Linked DNA regions of Homo sapiens: region 2 is linked to region 1. A link is an interaction called in ENCODE POLR2A ChIA-PET data of the cell type or tissue named here. Cell type or tissue: CD4-positive, alpha-beta T cell. All regions are shown on one strand. Each heading gives the region's core, and the rest is flanking DNA. Links, peaks and the distances in the headings are about the cores only.

Region 1 (2,917 bases), core at 195-2,694:
CCTGCATAGCCGGGACTATAGGCATACACCACCGTGCCCAGCTATCTTGTTTAAGTGGTGACGTACAAAGTGACAGCCACTAAATAGCTGTTAAATAAACTAACCGATTAACAAGAAATGGTGGAGCGCTAGCTAAACACTGATTTCACATCCTTTCTTTTCCACCAACTCCACTTTCCGCATTCTTAGAACCAGGAATGTCCTCGAAAGTAACCAAGCTTGGAAGAAAACAGAAACAAAGAAGAAAACTATTTGGCAGATTCCCAGTATTCTGTCATGGACAATTGCTCTTCACACCCCATGCTGGGTGGGAAACCAGCTTCTGGGCAGGGGAAGGAGGGACTCCCCATGCAGGAGTTTAAATGACTAGAGCGCCTACTCTCACTTCTCAACACAAGCAAAGGGAAAAGATTGGTGGCCGATCTCTGCATAGCTTAGAATTATGTATAACCCTTTCAGAACGATTGTCCCCTTTATGATTACAGATGGTCTTCATTTTGAAAAAATTTCAGCAAGATAAAAAATTTGCCTCAAGTCCTTGGTGGAAGAAAGGCAATTGAATGAATGAATGAAGGAAGAAATGAATGAATGGGCTAAGTGAAAGAATAAACATAGAGAAAAGTAAGGGTGGAGCTCTTGGGCGGCTCACTATGGACAGGGAGAACACAGTGTGCTGTCACTTGTCCTCAGCCCCTTGGAGATGATCCTAATGACTACAGGGATAGGACACGCACAGAATCCAATCCTCAGTCACCATTTCTCGCCAGTCAGGACTCATGTCCAAAGAGGCTGAAAAGGACGTAAATGATTCTAATCCACCATAAAGAATAAGTGACGGCCCACACTTTGAAGTACTGAAATAATTCAGGAAAAATAAAAGCTTAGTTGCTGTCAGGTAAGCTCTCTGACGACAGTAGGAAGAGGGGAGGGGCCATGTACTTACACACCAGGAAGCATCTACCCAGAACAATTTCATAAGTAGAAATCATGCTGGTTTGAATGTTGCACTAAAACCAGCACCTCCAGGTCAACTTGGAGACCGGGAGTCACTCATTCCTCTTCTGGGGCATGTGGAGGTCCTCCCTGCCCCAGTTGAGGAGTGTTCACAGTGGGGAAACACCACCAGATGTCTGGCACCAACTCAGGAAGTAGGAGCCTGAATGAGTCCCTCCTCTCCCACAGGCCACAGCAAGTGGCTGAGAACTCACCCAAGTGTAGGATGGAACCGCTGGTGGATCATCTTGCCTCCCCGACGCTCTGGCCCTCTCTGGGCAGGCGGGCGGGAGGTGACAGCTAGTCCTGCTGCATGCTCATGTTTCCCTCTCCATGCAGCGAGCGGACTTGCTTCTAGAGGCAGCTGTAAGCATTTCCCTACTGAGCAACCACACACGTCGGATGTGAGTGGCATATGTATGTGTGTGTTTTTCCTTCCGGTTGCTGTGAGGTGATGTTGTCTTGGTTCATTTCCTCTCTGTGCTTCTTCTTTTTTTTCTCTGTCATACTTTCTGATTCGCTGAGGACACTTTGTAGTTTAGGGACAGGTAAGAAAGCTTGTTCTCATCTGGCCTCTTTGCTATTTTTAGAAAGGTAGGTGATCTTTAAATTCGTATTGCAAGGAAATTTGTCAAAATGTATTCTTCTAAGTGGCATAAGCTCCCTCCTAGGCCGCACTGAAGCAAAAGTTAGGCTATTTCCAAGCCAACTGAATTGGGATTTTATGGTTTTATGGACTCAGTATGTTGCAAAGGGTTCCACTATTAATTGACATGAAACATTCTTTCCTATGACAAGTACTTATTGAGCTTGTACACTGGAATAGACACCATGCTAGAGGCTAGGTGCTCAGAGAGTTTCCTACTTACAATGTGGTATGGAAGCCTAGATCTGTGTATGTAGAAGGGAATTCGAAAGCCCAAACCCTTTGTCTTCTTCATTCTGTGCTTTCAAGTAGCAGACAAGTGGCTCTGAGACAAGCCTCCTGGGTTTGAATTATGGCTCTGCTCTTTAAACACTTCTGGCCTTTCTGTGCCACGGCCTCCTCATCTGTAAAATGGGAACAGTCACAGGATTGTTGTGAGAATTAAGTGAATTAGTACATGTAAAGCACTCCAAGAATGCCTGGCACAAATAGAGTAAGCGCAATATAAGTGTTTGCCGTGATCATTCGTGGCAACTTTGTATTATTATCAGCTGAGATCTTTGCTATTTTCCTACCCTTCCTCATTTTCCACTCCTTGCTCATGCCTAGCAAACGACTTGGGGACATAGAGGGTTGAGAGGAAAGAGAGAGAGGTGGTTTGATAATGGATGTTCCCCAAATGATCCTGTGGTGCTTGATGTTTCTGCTTCAACTCCTTCCTGCTCCATCATGAAGACAAAGAAAGGGCTGCCCTTGGTCCCACCCATCAGACTCAGCTCATGTATGTTGCACTCTTGTGGCATCTCTTTTGTTGTTGTTGTTGTTGTTTGTTTTGTTTTGTTTTGTTTTAATTTTCTGTAAGACTTCTCTGAAATTCATTTATTTTTAAATGTTTGAGCTGGTTCAAATCTTGCTAAAGAATATTCTGCTCATACAAAGGTGCCACACTTAAAGCAATAAACACTCAGCTCAGTGCCATGTACACTGGGTCTTATGAAGAAATCAATGACAAGAACATCGATATTAATCATCATATATTGTATATATTGTATACATATATTGTACCTGTTAAGTGCAATTAACAATATTCAGCAAGGTATGCTTTTATTCTTCTTTCCTCTCTTTCTTTCTCCTTACAAAACCATTCTTGAGTACATGCTATGTATCCACATCATTCCAGATTTGAGCTAGAATTATTCTACTCTGAAGTTTTTATTTTATAATACAGAGTGTTTATAATAAATTGATGGAGGTAGAGAAGTCTGGATAGTACATGTT
Region 2 (2,917 bases), core at 96-2,595, 120 kb before region 1:
CAGACCAATACTCTTCTGGGGGACCATCGATCACCTGCATCAGATCCTTCAAATGGTGGAGCCAGGGTTCCTCAACTTTGGCATGATTGACATTCTGGGCTGGATAATTCTTTGCTGTTGGAGAGTATCCTGTGCATTTCAGGATGTTTCACAACAGCCGTGGCCTGCACACATTAGATGCCAGTAGCACCCACCACCTTCAGTTTTGACAGCCAAAAATATCTCTACACATTGGCAAATAACCCCTGGGAGGCAAAATTGCCCCTAGTTGGGTGTCCCTGGTGTAGTCCTCCATCCTCATTGATCTAATGGGAAGACAAGGATCTGGAGAGGGAAGAGAGGGAAGAGTGCCTTCTGAGGGCCCGTGAGTACATGGAGGCAACCCTGGAATTAGCCTAGTCCAGGTCTGTCTAACAGCCCCCCAAATAGACCATGTGTTCTGACTTTGCTTCTTTTTGTCAGTGTTCCCATTCTAGACACTGCTCCTTACTTGTTCCTTTTTGTTCTAATTTTTTCTGGGGTCCCCTTTCTCCCGAGGTCAACCTGGAAACACTGAGATTTGCAAAGTTGAATTCCAATGCAGCAGAAGAGCCTGGCCCAGGCAAAACTCTAAACAAGATGAGGGCCGAGGCTTCTCATTTCTGCCTTCCAGCAGCCCCGCAGAGTGACAGAAACAATGTAGATTCTGTGTGTGTGTGTGTGTGTGTGTGTGTGTGTGTGTGCAGTACGGCATCAAAGGTTATCTTGTCTCATATCTTGTCTCTTTTTATTTCTTGTCTCTAGTTATTTGTCCCCTACTCATAAGCACATGTCCTTATGTCCATCTCTTGTTTTTTGAAACTGACTCTGAAGTTTTCATTTACAGTCAAATATAAATAACTGATCATAATCGCAAATGATCACCTTCCACAGAGTTGGAATATCCCCAAAGAGGCAAAGGCCAGAAGAAAGAGGACTCTATTCTGTTACAGCCATGGAATTGCACTCTTGAAGCACACAATTATGGACTCTTTTCTAAATGAACCAAAGTGCAAACAGAAGGTAGAGAAACTCAAATTTTATCACAGCATCCCATAGCATACTTAAGAGTTGATTTCCCATTGTAACTGCATTTTTACAGGGCTCAGAGCATTCAGTTATGGATGTTCTGAGCCTGCCATGTGCTTACCAGGGAGGCTCAGGGGCTGAACCAGGCCACCAAGGCTTTTACATCAACATTTTTCTCAAGAGCTGAGCCCCAGCACCCTGGCTGGCTGGCTCTTCTATCAAAGGTGTGAATGCTCTTCTCTGAATTTTGCTTAGATTAAGGTTCACTTAATGCTGTAACATGTTTGGTATCAAGAATTTTAAAGGAAGTGGTTTTGTGGGTTTTAATGCATTTTTTGCATTTAAATTTCAGGTCACTCAGCTATTGGTCTGAAGAAGCCTTTTTTTTTTCTATTTGGCCTTCTTTGGAAGCCAATTTATCGTCTGAGTTCTTCTCCTGTAATCTGAACTACAGGTTGCAGGTTCTGAACTACCTGAAGCCATGCAAGTCATAACACATCATTACTGACTTCTAGCTCTTTCCTTCAAGTGAGTGTGAAGCTGAGAGGGGTCATTAAACTCCCCCAGAGGGTAATGTCCATTGGGTTGAAGGACACAAAGCCATAAACTTGTCAGAACTGATTGCACCTCAAAGCAAGGTAATGCTTGTCAAGAGCTGGGGGAAAGGTTGTTTATTACTTCACAGGTCTCTGGCATTGCAGATGTTATTTCTGTCCTAAGAAGAGCAAGAGGAGCTGCAATATGAAACCAGAAAACAGACACACTTCATTTCTCTCTGCTGTTGGTGTTTTCTGGGGAGACCAGTGGAGTCACTCTGGGCAGGACTGAGGGGGACCTGGGTATATGACCAAGCCCTGGACAGTTCATGTGAAGGAGCAGGACCCAGCTTCCAGGTCAGGAGGGAAACATGCCTGACCTTTGTGCTGCTCTGCCAGGTGAGGTGTCCTTTCCTCTCCTCACCCAATGGCTGCAGGCAGGCTGAGAAGCCTTGCAAAACAAGACCTTCTGGCAGCAGGAGGGCTCTTTCTACTGCCTTTTCGCTGATAACCTTGCAGGGAGTGTTGTTTTGGCAAGTGAAGGTATCTTGGAGTGTACCCTCCACCTGGAGCCTGCTTACTCAGAAATATTCTCCAGTTTACTTAAGCTTAAAGACCTTTCGCTTCCAAAGGCCAACCTGGAAGGGGGCAGCAAGGGCTAATCTCAAGTTTTTAACACAGCAAATGATTTCGGATTCCTGTAAATTAAGCATTGGATTGTATCCTTGGAAACAGCAGGACCCTGCAAAGGCTTGAAGTAATAGGGTTGACTTTGAAGATGGGTTCTATCCTGTTCCCTAATACCAACATTACCAAGGAGTACTACTGTGAATAATTTTATTAGTATGTGTAATAATTTAATCTGAGTGCTCTAGGCATGTGTTATTATTACCAAAATTGACTGCTTATACAGTGGAATTTTGTTTGTATGCTCTCAATTTGAAGCAAAAGAAAAAACCACCTTACAAAAACAAATAATACACAGACAAGTATAGTCTGAAACATATTCATTCACTTCCCTTGGAGTTAGAGAAACAAATTGTATCTTTAGGAACAATAGATATAATTTCTAATTTTCCTATTAACAGAGGTAGGTATTGTTTTAAGATAAAGCAACCAAATACTAATATTAATTAGCAATTTTAACGTGTAGGATGAGGATATTGAGAATGATGCCAATACTGTCAAACCTTTTGAGAGATCAGATTAGATGGTTGTCTGCATGGTATGGTACGAGTAGTGCAGTGCTTGACTGCGCCCTTAACACACACACACACACACACACACAGACACACACCCCACCACAGAAACAAAGATCCTTCTCCATCTGCTAG

The links. ChIA-PET counts read pairs that join two places held together with the same protein. Peaks named below come from ENCODE experiments on the same cell type or tissue, not always from the same donor. Only the 100,000 strongest peaks of a DNase experiment are listed, where the experiment ranks them.
Region 2: POLR2A ChIA-PET joins it to region 1 with 11 read pairs; 7 of 35 experiments call an interaction of 5 or more read pairs at or near these places.

What each region holds. Positions count from the first base shown.
Region 1 is chr6:11,380,931-11,383,847 of GRCh38, forward strand. It overlaps a transcript of NEDD9 not described here. Among named protein-coding and RNA genes, the nearest start is that of NEDD9, 150 kb to the left of the region's middle. RefSeq lists an enhancer at 1,090-1,289. In CD4-positive, alpha-beta T cell, for the core only: no CTCF peak of the experiment used is centred there; a DNase peak (open chromatin) is centred at 1,401; H3K4me3 peaks cover 1,794 bases; H3K27ac peaks cover 2,258 bases.
Region 2 is chr6:11,257,090-11,260,006 of GRCh38, forward strand. It overlaps a transcript of NEDD9 not described here. Among named protein-coding and RNA genes, the nearest start is that of NEDD9, 26 kb to the left of the region's middle. RefSeq lists an enhancer at 1,523-1,702. In CD4-positive, alpha-beta T cell, for the core only: no CTCF peak of the experiment used is centred there; DNase peaks (open chromatin) are centred at 692 and 1,312; H3K27ac peaks cover 2,218 bases.